Linked DNA regions of Homo sapiens: regions 2 and 3 are each linked to region 1. Evidence: chromatin loops called from intact Hi-C (ENCODE). Cell type or tissue: Caco-2. All regions are shown on one strand.

The links. Hi-C counts contacts between places; a loop is a spot of excess contacts. Peaks named below come from ENCODE experiments on the same cell type or tissue, not always from the same donor. Only the 100,000 strongest peaks of a DNase experiment are listed, where the experiment ranks them.
Region 2: a loop joins it to region 1, with 6 times the contacts of the local background. A loop is called at or near these places in 2 of 110 quality-filtered maps.
Region 3: it touches region 1 in a loop (4-fold over the local background); 21 of 110 quality-filtered maps call a loop at or near these places.

Annotation. Positions count from the first base shown.
Region 1 is chr11:75,693,556-75,701,555 of GRCh38, forward strand. No RefSeq gene overlaps it. Among named protein-coding and RNA genes, the nearest start is that of MOGAT2, 20 kb to the right of the region's middle. In Caco-2, no CTCF peak of the experiment used is centred here; a DNase peak (open chromatin) is centred at 4,796.
Region 2 is chr11:75,643,256-75,651,255 of GRCh38, forward strand. The region is part of intron 1 of MAP6 (microtubule associated protein 6); the gene reads right to left. Among named protein-coding and RNA genes, the nearest start is that of MAP6, 22 kb to the right of the region's middle. In Caco-2, no CTCF peak of the experiment used is centred here; DNase peaks (open chromatin) are centred at 1,896 and 3,126.
Region 3 is chr11:75,759,121-75,767,120 of GRCh38, forward strand. DGAT2-DT (DGAT2 divergent transcript) reads right to left here. Exons shown (of 4, transcript NR_046090.1): 2 at 5,123-5,873; 3 at 3,015-3,424. Among named protein-coding and RNA genes, the nearest start is that of DGAT2-DT, 5.5 kb to the right of the region's middle. RefSeq lists an enhancer at 7,435-7,654. In Caco-2, no CTCF peak of the experiment used is centred here; DNase peaks (open chromatin) are centred at 941 and 3,961.

The sequences.
Region 1 (8,000 bases):
AACATACATCTTGCTGCTGCAAAATACATGATTTCATTTTTTTTTTTTTTTTTGAGATGGAGCTTGCTCTGTTGCCCAAGCTGGAGTGCAGTGGCGCAATCTCGGCTCACTGCAGCCTTGACCTCCCAGGCTCAAGTGATCCTCCTACCTCAGCCTCCCAACTAGCTGGGAACACAGGCATGCACCACCATGCCTGGCTAATTTTTGTGTTTTTTGTAGAGACAGCAGTCTCACTATGTTGCCTAGGCTGGTCTGGAACTCCTGGGCTCAAGCAATCCTCCTGCCTCAGCCTCCCAAAGTGCATGAACCACCACGCCTAGCTTGATTTCATTCTCTTTTATGGCTACATAGTATTCCATGATGTATACGTACCACATTTTCTCTGTCCAGTCCACCATTGATGGACACTTAGTTTGATTCCATGTCTTTGCTGTTGTGAATAGTGCTGCAATGAACATGTACATGCATGTTTCTTTTTTGTAGAATGATTTCGTTTCATTTAGAGATATACACAGTAGTGGGATTACCGGGTCAAATGGTAGTTCCATTTTTAGTTCTTTGAGAAATCTCCAAACTACTTTCCACAGTGGCTGAACTAATTTACATTCCCACCAGCAGTGTATAAGCATTCTTTTTTCTCCACAGCCCAGCCAGCGTCTGTTATTTTTTGTCTTTTTAATAGTAGCCATTCTGACTGGTCTGAGATGGTATCTCATCGTGGTTTTGATTTGTGCTTCTCTGATGATTAGTGATGTTGAGAATTTTTTCATATGTTTGTTGTATATCTCCTTTTGAGACTTCTCGAAAGGAGTGTCTGTTCATGTCCTTTGCCCACTTTTTGATGGGGTTATTTGTTTTTTGCTTGTCGAGTTGTTTAATTTCCTTATAGATTCTGGAATTAGACCTTTGTCAGATGCATAGTTTGCAAATATTTTCTCCCATTCTGTAGGTAGTCTGTTTACGATGCTGATAATTTTTTTTCTTGCCGTGTGGAAGCTCTATAGTTTAATTAGGTCTCACTCATCAATTTTTTTTTTTTTTGCAATTGCTTTTGAGGACTTAGTCATAAACTCTTTGCCAAGGCTGATGTCCAAAATGGTATTTCCTAGGTTTTCTTCTAGGATTTTTATAGTTTGAGATCTTAGATTTACATCCTTAATCCATCTTGAATTAATTTTTGTACATGGTGAGAGGCAGGGGTCTAGTTTCATGCTTCTGCATATGGCTAGCCAACTATCCCAGCACCATTTATTGAATAGAGAGTCCTTTCTTCATTGCTTATTTTTGTCAACTTTGTCAAAGATCAGATGATCGTAGGTGTGCAGCTTTGTTTCTGAGTTCTCTATTCTGTTCCATTGGTCTATGTGTCTGTTTTTGTACCAATACCACGCTGTTTTGGTAACTGTAGCCTTATACTATAGTTTGTAGTTGGGTAATGTGATATATTCAGCTTTGTTCTTTTTGCTTAGGATTGCTTTGGGTATTTGGGCTCTTTTTTGGTTCCATATGAATTTTAGAAGAGTTTTTTCTAATTTTCTTCTATCTCTTTTATCTAATCAAATTGCTTTGAATATAAATATAGAAATAGCATTGAATCTGCAGATTGCTTTGGGAAGTGCAGCCATTTTAAATTATGTTAATTCTTCCAGTTCATGACATGGAATATTTTCCATTGCTCTGTCATCTCTGATTTATTTCAGCAGTGTTTTGTAGTTCTTCTTGTAGAGATCTTTTACCTCCTTGGTTAGATGTATTTCTAACTATTTTACTTTTTGTGTGATGATTGTATATAGGATTGCATTCTTGATTTGGCTCTCAGCTTGAATGCTATTGGTGTATATAAATGCTGCTGACTTTTGTACTTTGATTTTGTATCTTGAAATTTGACTAAAGTCATTTATCAGGTCGAGGAGCCTCTTGGTAGAGTTTTTAGGGTTTTTTAGGTATAGAATCAAATCATCAGTGAAGAGAGAATTTGATTTCTTCTTTTCCTATTTGGATGCCCTTTATTTCCTTCTCTTGCCTAATTGTTCTGGCTAGGATTTCCAGTACTATGTTGAACAGGAGTGGTGAGAGTGGGTATGCTTGACTTGTTCTTGTTCTTTAGGGGGAGTGCTTCCAGCTTTTGCCTGTTCAGTATGATGTTGGCTGTGGATTTATCATGGATGGCTCTTATTACCTTATTTTGAGATATGTTCCTTCAGTGCCTAGTTTGTTGAGGATTTTTATCATGAAAGAATGTTGGATCTTATTGAAAGCTTTTGCTGTCTATTGAGATGATCATATGGCTTTTGTTTTTAATTCTGTTTGTGTGGTGAATTACATTTATTGATTTGAGTATTTGAGCCAACCTTGCATCCCATGGATAAAGCCTACTTGATCATGATGAATTAACTTTTTTTTTTTTTTTTGAGATGGAGTTTTGCTCTTGTTGTCCAGGCTGGAGTGCAATAGTGCAATCTCGGCTCACTGCAACTTCTGCCTCCTGGGTTCAAGCGGTTCTCCTGCCTCAACCTCCTGAGTAGCTGGGATTATAGGCACCCTCCACCATGCCTGACTAATTTTTGTATTTTCAGTAGAGATGGGGTTTTACCATGTTGGCCAGGCTGGTCTCGAACTCCTGACCTCAGGTGATCTGCCTGCCTTGGCCTCCCAAAGTGCTGGGATTACAGGCGTGAGCCACTGTGCCCGGCCTGAATTAACTTTTTGATGTGCTACTGGATTTGGTTTGCTGGTATTTTGTTGAGGATGTTTGCATCTATGTTATTAGGGATATTGGCCTGTAGTTTCCTTTTTCATTGTGTCTTTGCCAAGTTTTTGTATCAGGGTGACGTTGGCTTTGTAGAATTAGTTATGGAGGAGTCTCCCTCTTCCTTGATGTTTTGGAACAGTTTCAGTAGAATTAGTACCAGCTCTTCTCTGTAGGTCTCGTAGAATTCAGCTGTGAATCCACCTGAGTCAGGGCTTTTTTGTTGGTGGTAGTGGTAGGTCTTTATCGACTGATTCAATTTTAGGACTTGATATTGGTCTGTTCAGGGTTTCAATTTCTTCCCGATTCAATCTTGTGAGGTTGTGTGTTTCCAGGAATTTATTCATCCCTCTGGATTTTCTAGTTTGCGTGCAGAGAGGCGTTCATAATAGTCTTTGAGGATCTTTTGTATTTCTGTGGGATTGGTTGTAATGTGACCTTTGTTGTTTCTGATTGTGCTTATTTGGATCTTCTCTCTTTTTTCCTTTGTTAATTTTGCTAGTGGTCTATTGATCTTGCTTATCCTTTCACAATATTAAAACCATATTATGGCTTTAATTTGTATTTCCCTGATGTCTAGTGATGTTAATATATTTTCAGTGCTTGTTTTATTTTACTTTTTTTGTTTTTTTTTTAATTTATTATTTTCATAAAGATGGCGTCCTGCCATGTTGGCCAGGCTGGTCTTGAACTCCTGGTCTCAAGCAATCCTCCTGCTTTAGCCTCCCAAAGCTCTGGGATTACAGGTGTTTGCCACCATGCCCAGCCTCAGTGCTTCTTTTACATATTTAAAAATTACATTTATCATTTTAATTGTAATCATAAACAACATGGTTATTAAAATTTTTGCATGTATTGATCTCCATTTAGCAACTATACTAAACTTCCTAGTTTTAGTAGTTCATAGGTTATCTTGAATGGCTTGTTCACATAATGACAATTTTGCCTCCTTTCTCATTTTTATACCTCTCATTTCTTTCTCTTATTCAATTGTTCCTCTTATATCTCTAGAATAATTTTTCTGACTTTAATGGAAGTGTTTCCAGTATCTCACCATTAAGCATAATGTTGACTTTTGGCATAAAATATTTAGAAACTGTACATCTACTGTTATTTGACTAAAAAAGTGTTTTAAAAATCAAGAATTAATGAATTTATCAAATACCTTTCAGTCTTTTTAGAGATGATCATGCCTTTTCCACTTTAATATTAAATTATTCTTGCCTTTTTGGTATAATATCAATTTGGTTGTGATGTGTTGTTCTTTCAATGTGCTTCAGAATTCTACTTACTAAGATGTTAAAGATTTTTTGCATTAATTTCATAAATAAGCTTGGTCTGCCCATTTCTTTGTACTGCACCTTGTTAGAATGGCCAACAGTATCACAATGACTATATTTATTCATTTATTAAAGAAAGGTCTTGCTTTGTCACCTAACCTGGAGTGTAGTGGCACAATCATGGCTCACTGCAGCCTCGACCTCCTGGACTCAAGCCATCCTCCCACCTCAGCCTCCCAAGTAGCTGGGACTACTGGCATCCACCATCACACCCAGCATTTTTTTTTTACTTTTTGTAGAGACAGGGACTCATCATGTTCCCCAGGCTGGTCTCAAACTCTTGGCCTCAAGGGATCCCCCCACCTTGCCTTCCCAAAGTGTTGGGATTACAGGTGTGAGCCACCATGCCTAGCCATGATGACTTCATAAAAAGCGTGTGGATGCTTACATTCTCTGTGCTCTGTAACGGTGCAAATGGAATTGGAGTTATCTCTTTACTACTGCCTTGACATAACTCACCTATGAATCATCTGCACCTGGGGCTTTTGGGGAGTAGCTTGTTGCCTACTTGCCAGAGAGATCATGTCATTCCCATTTTAAGACTCTTCAGTAGCTTCCCACTGCTCCTAGAATAAAATCTGTACTCCTTCCCAGGGCCTTCAAGGCCCTGCATAACCTTGCACAGGTCTATGAAACACCTCCTCCCCTGTAGTCTCCCACTGTTCACTGCCCTCCAGTCATACAGCTGCCTTTCTGGTCCTGAAACACATCAGGCGCTTCCCAGCCCAGGGACCTTTGAACTTGCTGGTTCTTCTGCCTGGAATGCACTTCTTTCAGCTCTTTACTTGACTGGTGTATTCTGTCCTTCAGGTGTTGCTTCATATCAGTTTTTCAAACAAGCCCTGCTTACCCCTCTTATCTGGTATGAGATCTGTTGTCTTTCATCACACTCTTTCCTTAATGTATCACTGATTACGCTCTATAATTATCTTGTTTATTTTTTACTTGCTTATTGTTTGATATCCCACTTTCCAACCCACTGTTGACTGCAAATTCCTTTGGGGGAATCCCCCAGGATTTTGCCCGTCTTACTTACTCGTTTTTTATTCCCCAGAACTGTGTTTGGCACATAGCAGATAGCAAAAAAAGAAAAGAAAAAGAAAAACAAACTAAAAACGTTGACAGAATGAATCAATCAAAGAACCCATGCAGGAGGGCACTGGGAGGAATAACAGTACTGTACCATTGGCAGAAAAGAGATAAGCAGGAATTAGCTAGGGTGGGGTTCAGGTTTGCACAGGTTTAGTTTCAGATGACAGCAGAGGAGCCAAGTAGAAGCTTCTGATAGACATTTGGAGATATAGGGATGGAGGGAAATGAAGAGGGTTAGGAATGTAGATTTTAGAGCGATCCTTAACCATCAATTAATGTCTTATTCACCCTTCCACTCTTCTATCAATGCATCTGTCTTTTCATCCACCTATGCATGCATCTGTTCACTGATTCATCCCATAAACTTTTGAGTAAATCATGAGCCAAGCCCTGGACCTCAGGGATGCGGTGACCAATAGACAGTCTTGGCCATCAAGACTACACATCTGGAGGGAATGGGAGGGGAGTACTAGACGTAAATTTAAATAGATTGTAGTAAGTAGTGCTATGGGGGAGCCACAAGTGCATCACAGAGGTTATAGTTGAAAACATGTACGTGAAAACAGAAGACAATCTTGAGGGCATGCCAAAAATTAGGCAGCACTGGACAGGAGAAACTGACAAGGGCTGACAAGCAAAGGAAAAAGTAGATCATGATGATAAAAGGAAAAACAGAAGAAAAATTATCTTTTTTTTTGAGACAGAGTCTCGCTCTGTCACCCAGGATGGAGTGCAGTGGTGCAATCTCAGCTCACTGCAACCTCTGTCTCCCTGGTTCAAGCGATTCTCCTGCCTCAGCCTCCTGAGTAGCTGGGATTACAGGTGCATGCCACCATGCCTGGCTAGTGTTTGTATTTTTATTAGAGACGGGGTTTCACCATGTTGGTCAGGCTGGTGTCAAACTCCTGACCTTGTGATCCGCCTGCTCGGCCTCCCAAAGTGCTGGGATTACAGATGTGAGCTACCGTGCCTGGCCAGAAATTATCTTACAGTAGGAAAAACCTGGGCTTTAGAGTCAGAGTGACTATGCGGTGAATCTTAGCCCTGTTTCTTACCAGCTTGGTAACTTTGGAGAAATGATTTATTCTCTCTGAGCCTTGGTCATCTTCTCTGGAAAACAGAGATAACAGTACAAACCTCATAGCAACGTTATGGGGCTGGGCCCTGCCTGATGCACAGGAGGTGCTCACAGATGACGGATGGGTGGTGGGGATGCTGCTGATGGTGGTGGTGGTGATGATGATGATCAATCAGGAGAGTGGTGACTGGGAGGCACTTTAGAGCCCCTGGTCCCTGCTTGTAGAGCAGTATGTTCAACCCTGGGATTTCTTGAGATGTGGATGTGAGAACATCACAGTAAGTTTTGGTGGAGAGAAGAGTGGGCCAAGTCTGTGCCTCCATCTTTTGCAGAGTGACTGCAGTTTGGATGGAAACTGGATACCAGCCATCTACTTTCTGGAAGGAAAATGCATTAGCTGCAATCCATTACACTGATTTGCTAACTCAAAATCTTTCATGATGAGTGCTGAAATTAAGTGATTACATTTTTTTCTATTTAAAAAAATATGCCTTCCCCTTGGACTTAAATAGTAAAATAGTAGGTAGGGTCAAATGCAATGGTCAGGGGAAATAGGTTTTAGTTAGAATCGATTTTGATTTTGATGCATATGGGGGACTGTGGCTTGGAACTTGGCCAAGAGGATCTGCTTTCTGCCTTCTGCACCTCTGCAGAGTGGCGGCACGCTGGACGTACTAGCGGTAGAAGTGAGGGAGCGGAGCCTATTGGGAATAGATCAACACGTCTGTCAGGCAGGTGAAGAGTGATAATACTACCTGCTTAGGCATCCAGCACTGTGCCCGGCACGCATCAGCTATAAAGCAAACAGACCTCCCAGCCCTTTCTCACATAGGTACCCTGACATAGGGTACCTCACATAGGCATCCCAGGTACCCTGGTGGCAAGGACTCTTGAAAAAGGAAAGGAAGCCAGGACAGGGTTGGTCAAACGCTGTGACCGATGAGATTGTGGGCCAAAAGTTGCGAGGGAGGAAACTCCTCTTTATCAAGTGCCTACACAGACTGCCAAGCATGGTGCTAGTGGTTTCATCCTATCACCCATAAGTTGGTATTACTTACCTCATTTTGCAGATGAGGAAATCAGGGCTCAGACGGGGGAAGGGACTTATCCCAAATCATGGAACTCATTCATATTGAACCAGCATATGAATCCAGGCTTTTCTGACCCCATAGCCTCCATTCATTCCCCAAAGCCCTGTGATGTTGGAGTGCTGGGGAAATGGCGTATTGAAAATAAGACTGAGATATGAGAGAGCCAGTGGCTCTGACCTCTCTTCACTTAGCTCAGAGCCATAAATTCTTAGAGAAGCCAAGCTTCAAGAGAGCTGAGTCTGAGCCAGCATCACTAGGGCGGGGAGAGGGGGTGGTGTCAGGGCTGGCAGGAGAGGACAGCAGAAGTATACCAGAGGGGGTTTGGGTACTCAGGATTTCCTGGATCCCACTGGAGAGGGATCCCCAGGCTCAAACCTCTTTCTCTCTTTTTCTCATCCCCAGGCCCTCTGTGACACAGCAGGTGTGGCCTGGATACCTATGGATGTGAGGAGCCTGCCACTCTCCCGCCCCAGCCACCCAGCCCTGGTGTGACTTAGCCCTAAGTTCTTTGGGAGGCCTGGCCTCTTTGCAGAGACCCAGGGACCTTTTATAGCTTCATGGCTTTGGGCCCATAAATTTTTCAAGAACTTACACAAATATTCAAGCCCTGATTTAAAAAAAATTGATGCTAAAATGTGAGCAGAAAACAA
Region 2 (8,000 bases), 50 kb before region 1:
GCAGAGCTGGTTATTCACATTTGCCAGCACACTACTGCAGATGTCCCTCCTTTGTGTTTTATAGCAACCCAATCTTGCCTTGTTTTGTATGCTTATGAGCCTATACTATAAATCCTTGATTTACATATTTGTTTCTTCATCCAGAATGAAGGCTCCTTGACAGCAGGGATCCTGGATTTTCTAGCTTTACAACCCCAAAGATTAGTAAGGTGCTTGGCAAAGAGGAAAACCTTTGTAAATGTAGAAGACAAACCTCACTTCAACTGTGAAGTCTTTTCTGACACTCACAATTGATAGAACTAGCCACTACTGCACATCCACAGCAGTTTCCACACATCTCACAACTCCATCCTGGCAGTCCCAGAAATGGAACTCAGAAAAGGCTCTTGACTGTATATTGAACACAGTGATAAGAATAAATGCTAGCATTTCCTGAGCACATGTTATGTTGCCAGGCACTTTTCTATGTGCTTTACACACATTAACTCATTTAATCCCCACCCCTATGAGGTAGGTGCTGTTATGATACTTCTCACTTTACAGATGAGGAAGGTGAGGCTCAGAGAAGGTAAAGAGCTCCCCCAAGTTATTAAGGAGGAGAGCTGGGATTAGAACCCAGGTAGTCCAGCTCTAGCCCTCAATGAGTGAATGGATGAATAGATGGATGATTTGAAAAGCAGCCCGTCTCTTAGGCAGTTTCTGATTCTATATATACCAATTTGCATTTCAACATCTTAGAAAACAATTCTATTCTTAGAGGTGCATGGTTACAAACTTATTTTTCATTTTTTGAGGTCTTTCTCAAGGCTTGGGACAGGGCAGAATTCTCCCAATCTGCTCGGGAGTGCTAAACATTGGTTCCAGGGCCCCTCTTCTCCAGTTTTCTACTGATGGATTTGGCAAATACTCTTCCCAGGGCCTGATTTTGCAATAGTGTATAAATCACTACCATAAAGGGCACATGATCTAGGGAGGGGAAGACATAGGCTTCAGAGTACCAATTCAGGAAAATTAAGCCTTTAGTTATTAGCTGTGTGATACTGGGTAAGGTATTCAACCTCTCTGAATCTATCTATCTGACAGAGTTGTGACGACTAGATATAATGTACACAAAGCTGTTACCATTATTTTTACTACCACAACTACTGCTGCTAATAGTTAATATTTATGGTATTAATTTTGTTATGTGTCAGGTACTAATCCAAGCAGTTTATATAGTAATTCACTTAATCCTAAAAATAATTTTTCATGGTAAATGCCATTATTATCTTTATTATCTCTTAATACCAGAGGTATTAAGTCACAGAGCCTGGATTCAATCCAGATGTGCCTGATACCAAAGTTTACCAGTACACAGTATTTATTCATCCACTACAATAGACTATGACAAAAACTTTGCAATATTGTACTGGTATTCCTAGACAGTGATATAAGACAAAATTGAAGAAATAAGAGGAAGAAAGATTGTAAAGGCAGAGACAATATTGTCATCATTTGCAGATAATACAATGATTTATATAGAAAATCTAAGAAAGAAAATTTGGTTGACTGAGTTAAGCTCCCCTCTCCCCCACAAAATGCATAGAAATGCTACATAAAATATAGTAAAATATAATAAGTCTTTTTTATATTCATAGATGAGCTCCAAAGAAAGAGAATCTTCAGATGCAGGAAACCCTGAATCAGAGCAGTAAAGGCAGCTAAAAGCTGAAATACCTCTGGAACTGGTCGAATGAGACACCTAAAAATTGTACGCCACAGACCTAGGCATGGATTCCATACAGGAACAACACCTAAACCCAAGAGGGCAGCTGTTGCAGCATCCAGTTCATCTCAAGGATTTCAATGAAGGCACCTCTGAGTCAGAGCAGTAAACGTGAGAAGTGACTGCACTGCTGCCGAGAGGACACTTTGGACCCCAGTATCAGCTCTAACGGCAAGGCAAGGAGAAGAGACCTGGCCCTCTGTAGAATGGGGAGTGGGAACTGAAACTCATGCATGAAGCAGGGCCACAAAGGTTGCCCCACGGTGTAATGGAGTCACTGGCCCAGGGAAGTCTAAGGATGTCCCTTTCTGTTTAGGGTTCTGGGTGGGGGTGGGATGGAGTCGGGGAACCTGCCACTATCCATCAAAACCCTAAGTGAGAGTCATGCATGGGTGTGGAATCCCTATTTGCAGCACCCACAGAGTACAGAATTTCCAAGCTGAGGAATTAAGGTAAAAATGAACCCCAGACCAGTGAAACCCTGAAATATTTCTCAGGAATGAAAGCACAATTGCTCCAGAGGGCCATTTTCACAATCCACAATAAAAACTTAAAACCATATGAGGAAATGATCTGCCATGAGGATTAACATCCAAAGAACTTGAGAAAACATCTAACTTAGACTACAAAATAAATGTGTTTAAAAAGCTTAAAGACTTAAACAAAAAAGAAAACATAGTGAAACAATAGGACATGATGAAGAATACACATATTTGAAAAATCAAACAGAACTTCTAGAAATGAAGTATCATAGAAATTACAATTTTACTGAATGAGGTACATATCCTATTTGAGAAAATTAGTGAAAGACTGAGAAAATTTCCCAGAATGAAGCACAAATAGATAAGATATATGAAAAATAAGGAGTGGTTTAAAGACGAGGAGGATATATTGAGAAGAAATAAAATATGTGTAATACAAGTTCTAGGGGAAAGAATAGAGAAATAAAGAGAGGCATTATTCAGGGATACTAGATGAGAAATTCATGGAATGGAAAAAGTTACATGTCTTCAAATTCAGGAAAATAACTAGTCTCAAGCATGATCCATAAAAGCAAGTCCATACTTAGATGCATAATAGTGAACTGCAAAACAGCAAACACAGAGAGAAATCTTAAAACAAAGAGGAAAGATTCCATAGGAAGGAAGGACAATTACAGTGATAGCAGACTTCTCACAGGCAACAGCAGAGGCCAGCATACCATAGAATGGTATCTTCAAAGTGCTAAGAAAACATTATTGTCTTTCTAGAATTCTTCTCTCAGTGATACTATCTCTAAAGCAGGAGAGTGAGATAAAGATCCTTCAGGCAAAGGCCATATTTTCAGCAGAAAAGAGTGGGATTCAAGAAGCAACGGCTGGCTGGGCTTGGTGGTTCACGCCTGTAATCCCAGCACTTTGGGAGGCCGAGGCAGGCGGGTCACTTGAGCCCAGGAGTTCAAGACCAGCCTGAGCAACATGGTGAAAACCCATCTCTATTAAAAAAAAAAAAAAAAAAAAAAAAGGCAAGAGCAGTAGCTAATGCCTGTAATCTCAGCACTCTGGGAGGCCGAGGTGGGCGGATCACCTGAGGTTGGGAGTTCGAGGCCAGCCTGACATGGAGAAATCCCATCTCTACTAAAAACACAAAATTAGCTGGGTGTGGTGGCACACGCCTGTAATCCCAGCTAATCGGGAGGCTGAGGCAGGAGAATCACTTGAACCCAGGAAGTGGAGGTTGAGGTGAGCCGAGATGGCACCACTGCACTCCAGCGTGCGCAACAAGAGCAAAACTCCATCTCAAAAAAAAGAAGCAATGGTGAGTAAAATATTAGTAGATATGGGGGCAAATCTAAATAAGCATTGGGTATAAAAATTGTATTACTAATTATTTCTAAATTGAGGATTTATAAAGCAAAGATGAGGTAAAATATAAGACAAGAAAAACATGGAAATTGGGAGCAGTAGAGCTTGATTAATTTGAAACTTTTTTTTTTTTTGAGACAGAGTCTTGCTCTGTCACCCAGGCTGGAGTGCAGTGACATGATCTCAGCTCACTGCACCCTCCGCCTCCCAGGTTCAAGTGATTCTTCTGCCTCAGCCTCCCAAGTAGCTGGGATTACAGGCATGTACCACCAGGCCCAGCTAATTTTTGTATTTTTAGTAGAGACGATTTTTTTTTACCATGTTGGCCAGGCTGGACTCAAACTCCTGACCTCAAAGTGATCCCCGCCTTGGCCTCCCAAAGTGTTAGGATTACAGGCATGAGCCACTGTGCCCGGCTGAAACTTACTTTTTAATTCTTAAATAAAAATAAGAATAGCTACTAAAAAAAAAACCCACCTGATCAAAAAAAAAAAAAAAAAAAACCCACAAAAATGAATGTGTAACTTCCACGTAGAAGGGAATACAGAAAAATGTTCAATAGAAGACAGAAATGCATCGAAAAGGAGTAAAGAAAAAGAATCAAAGGAGAAAATATTAGAATTAATAAAAGAATTAGCAAGTTCAAAGGTAAAAGACATAACAACGCTGTTCCTACATACCGCAACAACCAAGTAGAAATGATAACAGAAAAAAACTCATTCATAATAGCAACAAAATCTAGAAAACGTATAGGAAAAATCCCAAGGAAAAGAGACCTTTTTGAAGAATATAAAAGAAGACTTGAGGAAAGGGAATGACATCTTGTTTATGCATAGAAAGACGCAGTATTATAGAGATGTTAATCCTCAGATTAATCTATAAATTTAACCTGAGGCCAATCGAAATCCCAACAGTATTTTTTTGCAGTACTTGAGAACTGAGTCCAACATAAATACGAAAGGATAAATGTCTGAGAAAGGCCAAGACAATTCTGAAAAAGAACAACCAAAAGAGATCTGTCCTGTTAAAAATCAAAGCGTATTACAAAGCTATGACAAATAAGTGTGGCATTTTTTTTAGAAAAAGACAAACAGACCAATCCAACAAAATACAGAGCCCAGAAACAGATCCAGAAACAAATGAGGGAACTTGCTATATAATAGTGGGAACTTTTTTAATCAAGGAAAAAAGAATTACCTGTCAGACAAATAACGGATTTGGGATACTTGACTTCCCACATACAAGAAACACAGGAAATTGTACTCTATCTCACACTATACACAAAATTGAACTCCAGATGTATTACACATCTAGATGTGAAAAACAAAATTTAAAACTATTAGAAGAGGTTGGGTGCAGTGGCTCAAGCTTGTAATCCCAACACTTTGGGAGGCCAAGGCAGGTGGATAGCTTGAGCCCAGGAGTTCAAGACCAGCCTGAGCAACATAGTGAGACCTCGTCTCTACCAAAAATAATTTTAAAAACTAGCCAGGTGGAGTGGTGCATGCCTGTGGTCCCAGCTACTCAGGAGGCTGAGGCGGGAGGATTGCTTGACCCTGGAAGGTCGAAACACAAATGAGCTGTGATTGAGCCACTGTACTCCAGCCTGGGCAACAGAGTGAGACCCTGTCTAAAAACAAACAAACAAACAAACAAACAAACAGAAAATTATTGGAAGAAAATAGTGCCTTTATAACTTTGGGATAGTGAAGCATTTCTTACATTAGCAATAAAAAATAAATGATAAAGGCAAGGACTAAGTCCACTGAATACACTAAAATGAAAAATTTCTGCATGACGAAAGATACTATAAACAAAGGTAAAAGACAAACCACAGAAAAAAGATTAGTAATCAGAATCAATGCAGGCAAGTAAGAAAAAGATAACACCTGAATAGGACAATGGGAAAGGGTAGGAATATGCAATTCACAGAAGAAGAAATGCAAATTGTGTATAAACACATGGAAAGTTTCTTAATTTGACTCAAAATCAGGGAAATATGAAGTAAACAAAACATTTCCATATTATGAAGTTGGCAAAAATTTTTAAGTCTGACATTATAAGACAAAGGGGGTACTTTTATATACTATTAGTTGAAGTATAAATGGGTCCAGCCAGTAAAAAGAACATTTTTTCAACATTTAATAAAATACAAAATGTGCATAACCCAACACCCAACAATTTCTCTTCTAACCCTTTAATATATTCACAGCTAGACATGTATAAGGATATTCACTGCAACATTGCTTGTGATAGTAAAAATGTACAAAAACCTAAACATAAATAGGGAAATAAATAATATGTGATATTGTCATATGATGGCAGATTTATACAGCCATTAAAAAGAACGATCTGTATATGTATGGGTATTTACGTATATGTGTGTGTTTGCATTTTCTCAAGATATGTGATGTTGGGTGAAAAAAACAAAGTGACAGAATGATACACAGTGTAGGATGCCATGTCAGAAAGCACACATAAATGCAAGGCCTTACACAGCTCATGGATGAAGAGGTATACATGAAAGTATACCTCTTTATAACAGTGATGACTGCCCAGGGGGCAAGGGAAGAAGCAGAATGGGTCTGGGCCTAGTGGGGGGGAAAAATAACAACTTTACCTGAAAAAATATTTTTTAATACAATAAAAGACTAGAAGAAAATATGATTTATTTATTTATTTATTTATTTTTGAGATGGAGTCTTGCTCTGTTGCCCAGGCTGGAGTGCAGTGGTGCAATCTCGGCTCACTGCAACCTCTGCCGCCCACGTTCAAGCGATTCTCCTGCCTCAGCCTCCCAAGTAGCTGGGATTACAGTCACGCGCACCACCACACACAGCTAATTTTTGTGTTTTTAGTAGAGACAGGGTTTCAGCATCTTGGCCAGGCTGGTCTTGAACTCCTGCCCTCGTGATCCACCCATCTAGGCCTCCCAAAGTGCTGGGATTACAGGTGTGAGCCACCGCACCCAGCCTCAAATATAATAAAACGTTAATTTTTAAAATTATGGATAGTGAAAATATGTGTGTTTTACCCTTCTTAGTGATGTATTTTTGTTAAGTTCTCCAAAAAAACCCAGAAAATGCTTTGAGGATTTATTGGAGCAGGCACCATCAGACACTTAAGCGGGAATGAGAGCAGTATCGAATGGATGGAATTGATTCTTTGGCCATGAGCTCCCTCCCTCTTCAATGTCATCGGATTTTCAGATCCGTCGTGCTCCTTCCTGTGTTCCCCACTCCAACGTGAGACCATGCTTTGACATCACGCACCCAGGCCTTTACAGGGATCTCTGAGTGTGGCACCGTAGTGCTGGGAAGGACTCCCCAAAAAATTGGGCCAACCCCTAGTAACAGATGAGGACAATGAAGCAGGAAGGAGAGACTTGTCTAGGGTCACATAGGAGGCAAAGCTGGCCTCAAGGTTCATCTTTAACCTTAGGCTCTGCTCCAACACCACTTCCTCAGATGACAGATCCAACTCCTCACCTAGGTTAGCCTGTCAGCTCCCATTAAATGCTCTGTTAGCACCTTGTACTTTCCCTGCCAAGCATTTATCACAGCTAAATTTAATAATTAGTTATTGAAATGCACGCTTGACACCTTATCTGTCATTACACTGCTCATTCCATGATGAATTTTGTCTTGTTCATGGCTGTAATCCAAGAACATAGTTCAGAGTCTGTTCCCTGAGTGACTGCTCTCTTGGTGTCTAGACTGGTGTGCATTCAGATTCCATGCTCACCTCTGAGTATTAATATTTAGGAATTATAACTGCAAGGACCTAAGAGTTTACACATGTTCGTATCCTATATCCTATGGCATGTATCATACTGCCCTATTTTCTGAAGGAGGAAATTGAGGCTCAGAGACTTGAAATAACTTTACCAAGGTCACAGAAATAGTAAATGGAAAGGCTGGAATTTAAGCTGAGGTTTTCTGATCCCAAGCCATTTGATCGGTCCATTGCACCATGGCTACCAGATGAGTAGCTGTGATTACTAATTTCTCTTGTGTTCCTTACCTTTTCTTCAGAACACTTCTCCCTTCCATCACACACTCCTAGCCCTAAAGACCTTCCTTATTTAAGAGCATTCATGCTTCTGCTGCTCTGTCCTCTCCTCCTCACCCATCAGCACCACAATCCCCATCATTATCATCATCTTCATCATCACATTTCTCCCTACTATTGAAGTAGGAGCTGACACAGAGTAAATCAGCATGTCCCAATCCCTGGGGATATGACCCCAATCTGGGGATATGACTTCATAGTCATATCCCCAGAGCCTAGCTCAGAGTCTTGTTTGTAGGAAGAGCTCAACAAATATGAATTGAATGAACAAGTGACTAAAGTAATGCATTCTACCAAGGGCTTGCAAAGAATCTCATTCT
Region 3 (8,000 bases), 66 kb after region 1:
GTGTTAAAGTTTAAGTGAAAGTTTTAAAAAGGGGTATGTGTGGTTGTAAAGAAGGCTTCTTGGAGGAAGATGCATCAAGACAGGACAGATGGACAGGGTGTGAAAAAGGGGGAGCTTGGGGAAGGGCTTGAGCTCAAGAGCACAGTGTGGGCAGGGACCCAGAGGTGGAAAAGCACGTTCAGGGGCAGGGCAAGTGACCTGATGGGCCTAGGGAGCTGGACCCACATTAGAGCATGGCGGTGGGAGAGGAGTGGAGGCGGCTGGAGAGAGTGGCAGGAGCAGGATGATGTGAGGCCTTGAATGCCAAGTTAAGGAGCTGGGGCCTCATCCTAAGAACTATGGGGAGCCACGAGAAACAATGGTTGGGTTCTGTGTTCTGAAGCTCATTCTGGGAATCTGGAGACAGGGGACCAGTGAAGAGGATAGTACAGCTGTCTATGCAAGGTGGCATGGCCCAAGGCAGAAGAGAGAAGGAGAGAACTGTTTCCTGGTTGTTGGGCATAGAGGTATCAGTGTGAATGTTTTTGTATGTGTCCATGAGCACAAGTAATCTTTCTCAGAGAGTCAGCCTAAAAAAAAAAAAAAACCCAACCCTATTCAGTTTCATGACCCAGCATACCCAGCAGCCTGGGGGAGGCCAAAGTTACCAAAGAAAGAGGCTGAGAGACATTCAGTTAAAGCCTGACTTTATAGTTCTTCCTCATCAACACCATCCTGCAAATTCACATTCATCTACAGGCTTTCAGGGTGTTTTAATCCCAGTTATCTCACCCAAAATATTTGCTTTTCCGCCTTTCTTTGTGTTTCCTGTATGCCTCATGTCAGCATCCTTGTTCAGGTCACTTACTTAAAAAAAAAAAAAAATCCATAAGGCCGGGCTGAGGTGGAGCCTGGAGTGACCAGGAAACCACTCTAGAATGAACTCCTACCTGAGGCAGCTCCTCCTCCCTAGCAGAGCCCACACTGGCCTGCTGATCACCTCCCTGCTCAGGACTCTGCTGATACCATAGACCTAGTCCTAGGCCAGTTTGGGAATCTAGAGAGGCCATTGAAAAGAAAACTGATATATGGATACCACCCCTCCTCGGTGACTCAATCGTAGCTCCTGACAACTCAGGGTTTTGTTTTTTTGTTTGTTTGTTTTTTCTCTTGAGGGTTACAGAGCATCATTTATAGAATGCAGTTTATACAACTGACCTCAGAATATGGCCAGGATTTTGCAGCTATTATAGAGCATGGTCTCTGGAGCCAGACCATCTCAGCTTAAATCCTGGCTCTGCCACTTCCTAAGCTGTGTGACCTTGGGCAATTTTTTTTAACCTCTTTGTGTCTCAATTTCTCCATCTGAAAAATGGACTCATATAGTATCTACTCCAAAGGGTTGTTGTGAGGCTTAACTAAATCCACCCATGTAAGGAACCTAGAATAGTAACTGGCAGACAGTAAATACTCACTGAAGTTTAACACCTGTTATATTGCCTGTTATAGTTCATGAAAACTGTTGCTTCTCCTTTTGGAAAAATCAGGATGGCACTAGCCCACCTCCAGTCTCCCAACGCTTCTCCAGCTGAACAGCATTTCCTAGAGATTACAGATTCTGTAATCTGCAGGTTCTCTGAGATGCAGTTGGAACAATTTAATACAGCAGAGCAGTCCCATGCTCCACTGTAGTCTCACTGCAAAACAGTTCAGCAGCGGTTCTCAAAATGTGGGCTTCAAACTAGCAGTATCAGCATGTCCTGGGAACTTGTTAGAAATGCACATTCTCAGCCTCACTCCAGAACCTACTGAATCAGAAACTCTGGGGGTGGAACCCAGAAAGCTATATTTTAACCAGCCCTCTGCTAATGTTTGAAAACTGCCACAGCATATTATAGCACAGTGGTTTATTTAGGTAGATATGGCGCAGTTCATTGCCCACTCCTTCTCCACAAAGTGTTCCTGATTCCCCCAGAACCCTCTTTTACTAACAGCTCTAACTTCCTCCCTGTATTACTGTTGTCCATGCTCAAAAGTGCTCAATCCTCCCTGGATTACAGGTTACCTGAGAGCAGTGTTGGGTCTTACACATCTCTGCACTGGGCAGCCCAGGGGCTGCCACAGGGACCTTTGCTTAGGAAAGACATGCTGAGTCAAGCGTGCAACATTTCCAGTTTCCTCTGACTAAGGCTACTATTACTGAGCCTCTGCTCCTTCCAGGACCCTTGCTCATACTGCATTTTCCTTTGTGAATTGTGGTCATCTCCTATGCTAAGATGCCTGGTTCTTTGTCATTTCTAGTATCCTCCAGTTCCACTGCCTTCTCAGGCATTTTACTCTTCTCCCTCCCTTTATGTTTGTTCAAAGCCCTTTGGAGAAGGTGTCAGAGCTCCAGGCAAACCTGTCACCCTAATCCTTATTTTCAATCATAATACTTCTACTGGTAACAATTTGTCAAGTACTATATGCCAGGCCCTGTCCTGGGCATTTTACATTCATTCATTCATTCACTTAGAGACAGGGTGTCTCTCTGCTGCCCAGGCTGCAGCGCAGTGACACGATCATAGCTCACTGCGGCCTCTAACTCCTGGACTCAAGCAATCCTCCCCTCCCCCTACCTTGGCCTCCTACGTAGCTGGGACTACAGACACATGCCACCATGCCTAGGTAATTTTTTTTTTTTGGGTAGAGATGGGGTCTGTCTGTGTTGCCCAGGCTGGTCTTCAACTCCTGGGCTCAAATGATCCTCATGCCTCAGCATCCCAAAGTACTGAGATTACAGGCATGAGCCATTGTGCCCATATGGCACTTTACATTTATTATTTTAGTCTTTACAACAACCCTAGGAGGAAGATACCTATTCCCATTTGGATGGAGCACAGGGAAACTGAGGCTCAAACACAGTAAGCAACATTAACATGTGGCAAGGTGGGGGCTTATTCAGTCTGGGGCCAAGTCAGGGTCTGGGTGGATGGACCAGGAGAAGGGCCTTGTCTAGGCATATGTATTCATATAAAAATGATCCACCAACAAACCTGTCCAGTGCCCTTGCTCAGGAAGATGGGTCTGACCAGGTGCCAGCCCACCAGGGTGCCTTTCCACAGTGTGCAGGGGGCATCCACCTGAATGCCCGTCTTCAGTGCATCCCCTGGCCCTGCACTTGCTATTCTGTGCAGCAGGAGTTTCAAACTGTGTTCCACAGAGCCCTGGAGATAGGGTGTGTGGGCTGGGCAAGTGAGAGACAAACCCTGAGGAACTGTGGGACCACCCCAGCAGCCTGTCATCCCTGTCACTTCTTGGGCTCTCAAGGTTGTATTTGAAGAAATGATTTCAGCTGGGCGCGGTGGCTCACGCCTGTAATCCCAGCGCTTTGGGAGGTTGAGATGGGCGGATCACGAGGTCAGGAGCTTGAGACCATCTTGGCTAACATGGCAAAACCTCGTCTCTAAAAATACAAAAAAAAAATTAGCTGGATGTGGTGGCGGGCGCCTGTAGTCCCAGCTACTTGGGAGGCTGAGGCAGGAGAATGGCGTGAACCCGGGAGGTGGAGCTTGTAGTGAGCCGAGATTGTGCCACTGCACTCCAGCCTGGGCGACAGAACGAGACTCCGTCTCAAAAAAAAAAAAAAGAAAAAAGAAAAAAAGAAATGGTTTCACTGCTTTTAAAAAGCTAGAAACTACTGCTGAATAATAATTGTCATTTTAGGTGTCTGTTTCTTCCCCCAGAATGCCCCTAAGGAGCAAGAACTGTACCCACAGCACCCAGCACAAGGATGGGGGGTCTCAGGAAAGGTCGGCCAGATAGAAGGGCAGATGAGAAATGAATGTACTGGGAGCTCTCTGTGTAATATCCCCTCCCCCACCCTCACCCCACCCCCCAATTCCTGCAGGGAAGAGGCCTTGAGAGAGTTGAGTAAGAAATAAGCAGGCAGAATGATGCAAGGGGAGCTGTCTGTACACATTGCAACAGAACTTTCTAAAACAAGCCTGGGGCTGCTCCCAAGGGTCTCAGTCCTGCCCTATTCCTCTACTGTCATCCAGACCTGTCACACAAGATAGGGCCAAAGGCCATTACCAAGCTCTGCTAAGGCCTGACCTTAGAGCTGGGAGGTCTGTGCTCTTGGGTTCTGGTTTGAAACCCGGAGCCATCTTCAATCACCCCCTTCCTTCCTTTCAGCCCTACATCCATGCCATCAAATCCTAGAGACTCTAAAGCTTCAGCATCTCTCAAAATCACCCTCGCTTCTCTTTTGCCTTGCCACCCCTTCAGTTCAGGCTCTGTCGTCATTATCTCTCTCCTTCCTCTCATCTGCCTCCCTCCCTTCCATCCAATATCACCCAGGTCCCTGTGGGTTGTCTGTGCCCCTTCAGCAAAGGCCACAGCTTCCATGTGGCAGCCCTCTCCGCTCAGCCCCCATTGCACCTGCAGTGTCCTTCTCTTAGTCCTTCAGGCCAGATCCCCTGTGAGGTGACTAGTCCTGGGCTACTGCACCATCCCTTGAGTTTTCTCTATAGCCTGCTTACATCTTTGCAAACAGTCTTTGTATTAAACTGTCCTCAAATTACCCAGTTTGGGTGGGCTGTTTCCCATAGGGACACTGACTAATATAAGGTAGAGGTAGTTAGGAAGGGTGCCATGGAGATGACAGTTAAAGATGTTCTTGCCTGGACAATGATCTTTCTAAAGCATAAAACTCCTGCTAAAAACCTCTATGGCTCCCCATTGCCCTGAGAATAAAGTCCAGACTCTGTAGCCTGCCACCCAAGACTATATACCATCAGGCCCCTGACCACAAAGCAGCAGCAGCATGTGGGGAAGCCACCAGGAAGAGGGAGAGTAGGGGGCTTGGACGTGGGAGGCAAAGACTTCCAAGAGGAGTGCAGCCATGCCACACAGCTGCTCTGGCTGGCAAATTCCTGTGAGTAAGGAGGCGGGTGAGTTTCCAGGCTAGAGGGCCATGCCAGGCTGCCTCTGCTTGCCAGAACCCTGCCCGCCCACTCTCCAAGTGAGTTGAGCACTGAAAGGAGTTTAACCCCAATGGGCCCTAGCCTTGTGGCATGAGAACTGGTTACATCCCAACCCCATCTGGTAAGCTATTGGATTCCCTGAGCTTTCATTTTGCCAACTGCAAAATGGGACTAACCTCCCAGGGCTGTGGAGGCGATGGATGGGAATTTGCTTTCGTCCAGTAGTTCTGCTGTTACAGGTGCTCCCTCTCCCAGCCTTGGGAGGCAGGAAAAGCGTACAGGTTTGAGGCTCTGGAAGACTTGGTGTGAATCTCAGCTTTACTACTTACTCCTTGTGTGATCCAGGACAAGTCACTTTACTTCCCTGCACCCCATGTGCAAAGCGGTGGGGGTGATCACCCCTTGTGTGGTGGCTGTGAGGACTGGGCAAGCTCACACAAGCCAGGGCCTAGCACAGAGCAGGGAGCTTGATACACGTTTGTTTCTGTCTTTCTACCTGTGCCTCTCTTAGGGCAAGTGTCCTCTCTGCCTTATAGGCTGGCCACTTACCCTCCTCATGTGTGCAATGGAGGAGCTAAGACTGCTATCACTGAAGCATATCTCAGAGGTGCATGCGTCAAACCTCTCACAAGCTACAAAGCTGCACGTGTAATCCCCAATGGCTGTACAACACTGGTGATTGAAGTGGGTGGAGGATGAGCCATCCTTGTGGATGCCTCTCTGCTCACACCCCTCCTTTGGTCCATCCCCCAACAGGATGAAGTCCAAGCTTCTTGGTGGGACCACAAAGCCCACCCTGGTCAAGCCCTTCTTGGAGGCATGACTTGACCGGTCTCTGATTTTCCCAATATACACATGGGTTGAGAGATGATGAAGGAAAGGTAACCAGGTCCTAGAACACATTCTCAAGCTGTTCTGCTCACACACCTGCAGGAAGGTCAGGGCTGGTCATTATAGGAGGCTAGGAATGTCAAGAAGCATGGGAGGGGGCCAGGAGAAGTCAGAGTCTGGTGTAAGTCCCCCTTGCCCAAACTCACACAGGGGAAAACAGTCCCAGGACACAGGAAGCTGCCATGAAACTTCCTTTCCAGGCTACTCTAAGTTTGGGTCTGGTTTTCCTTCCAAATCCAATTTGGACCAAGCTGTTTAAGCAGTACCCATGGGCATGGCGGCTGGAGGCCAAGGGGAAGGAGTGTTCTAGAAGTTGGGATGCCAGGGGCTGCTTGCTCTGTGAGGTGGCACAGAAGTAAGCAATTGTGCCTCTCAGCCCTTGGACTCACCTCTGCGTCCTCTCACAGATGTTCCCACACAGGAAGGGCCCAAGCTGGGGACCAGATTTTATGGCCCTATTCCCCAAGCACCCACCTCCACCCCAACAACCCAGCTTATCTTCCTTTTTTTTTTTTTTTTTTGAGTCTTGCTCTCTCGCCCAGGCTACCAGGCTGGAGTGCAGTGGCACAATCTCGGCTCACTGCAAGCTCCATCTCCTGGGTTCACGCCATTCTCTTGCCTCAGCCTCCCGAGTAGCTGGGACTACAGGCACCTGCCAACACGCCTGGCTAATTTTTGTATTTTTAGCAGAGAGGAGGTTTCACCGTGTTAGCCAGGATGGTCTCGATCTACTGACCTCGTGATCCACCCGCCTCGGCCTCCCGAAGTGCTGGGATTACAGGCGTAAGCCACCGCGCTGGGCCCCAGTTTATCTTTCTAACCCACCAATCCAATCAAGGTGCATCTCTGCTCACACCCCTCCTTTGGTCCATCCCCCCACAGGATGAAGTCCAAGCTTCCTGGCAGGACCCACGAGGCCGTTCAGATCTGGGCCCTGTCAACCTCTCCAGCCTCATTTCCTACCCCTCTTCTGCCTGTATCTTTCTTTCAGCCACACCAGGGTGCTCACAGGGTTCCTACCTCCAGGCCTTTGTCCATGCTGTACCCTCTGCCTGACACCTTTCCCCTTTCCCCCTGCCTCACAGAATCAGACTTCTCATCTTAGGTCTGCAGCAATATCACTTCTTCTTGACCTTCCCAATTTACCATTCCCTCTACTTCCTCTATGACTCTACTATACTTTTTCAGGGGGCAATCCACCTTGGACTAAGCGTCTATGCCGAGCTAGGCCCACACTGGGACATAGAGTGATGAGGTTCCTGCCCTTGGGAAACGCCTGGCTCCGTGGAGAGGCAGGCAGACAGTGACAGCACAGGGGGAAAGGCCAAACTTGGCATAGCCTTCCATGTTACCCTGTGCCACAGGCTGGCTGTCTTGGGATCATTGGCTTTAGGACACCATCTCTCGATTGGGTCTCCTCAAAGCCAAGGACTAAGTCCGATTACTCTCTGTGTCCTAACCAAGGCCGGGCCCAGAGAAGGTGCATAGCAAAAATGTGCTGAAGTAGATGAACTTGGGATCTGAATGTTTCAAATAGGCCTTGGTAACCCCAAATCTTGCCATTTAAGACAATGATCTCTTACATTACAGCACAGTGATAACACTCTTTTACATGCTGTGATTTCACTTCATCCTCAAATACTCAAGTGAAGTCAGCAAAACAGAAACTGTCACCTCCATTTCATAATGCAGAAAAGGAAACCTAGACAAGATAGCGATACTGACTTGCCCAGGGTGAGTGGGTGGGCCATGAGTTCCAGCCCAGGCCTCCTCCACAGGAGACCCTTCTGGAGCAGGCACGAGCCACAGACTGACCTGGGATCTTCCAGGCCAGCAGGAGTCTTGCCTCCAAGAGCACCCTCTCTGAGGAGAGGATGCCAGGATTTACTGGCACCTTCAGTATCCTCCTGGCTTCACTCCTCTTTGCCCAAAAACAAACCACACCTGTTTCTACCTCCCAGCCTTTGCACTTACCAGTCCCCATGTCTCCCCCCATCCCCCACATGTGGCATGCCACTAGCCTACCCTCAGTTTCCTAAAAGGCACTAAGATCTTTCCAGCCTCATGGCCTCACCACATGCTGGGAGCTCTGCCTGGAATGCTTTTCTTTCTACTCTTGGCCAATTCGGGCCTTGGGGCCCAGTAACACGGTTGAGAGATTTA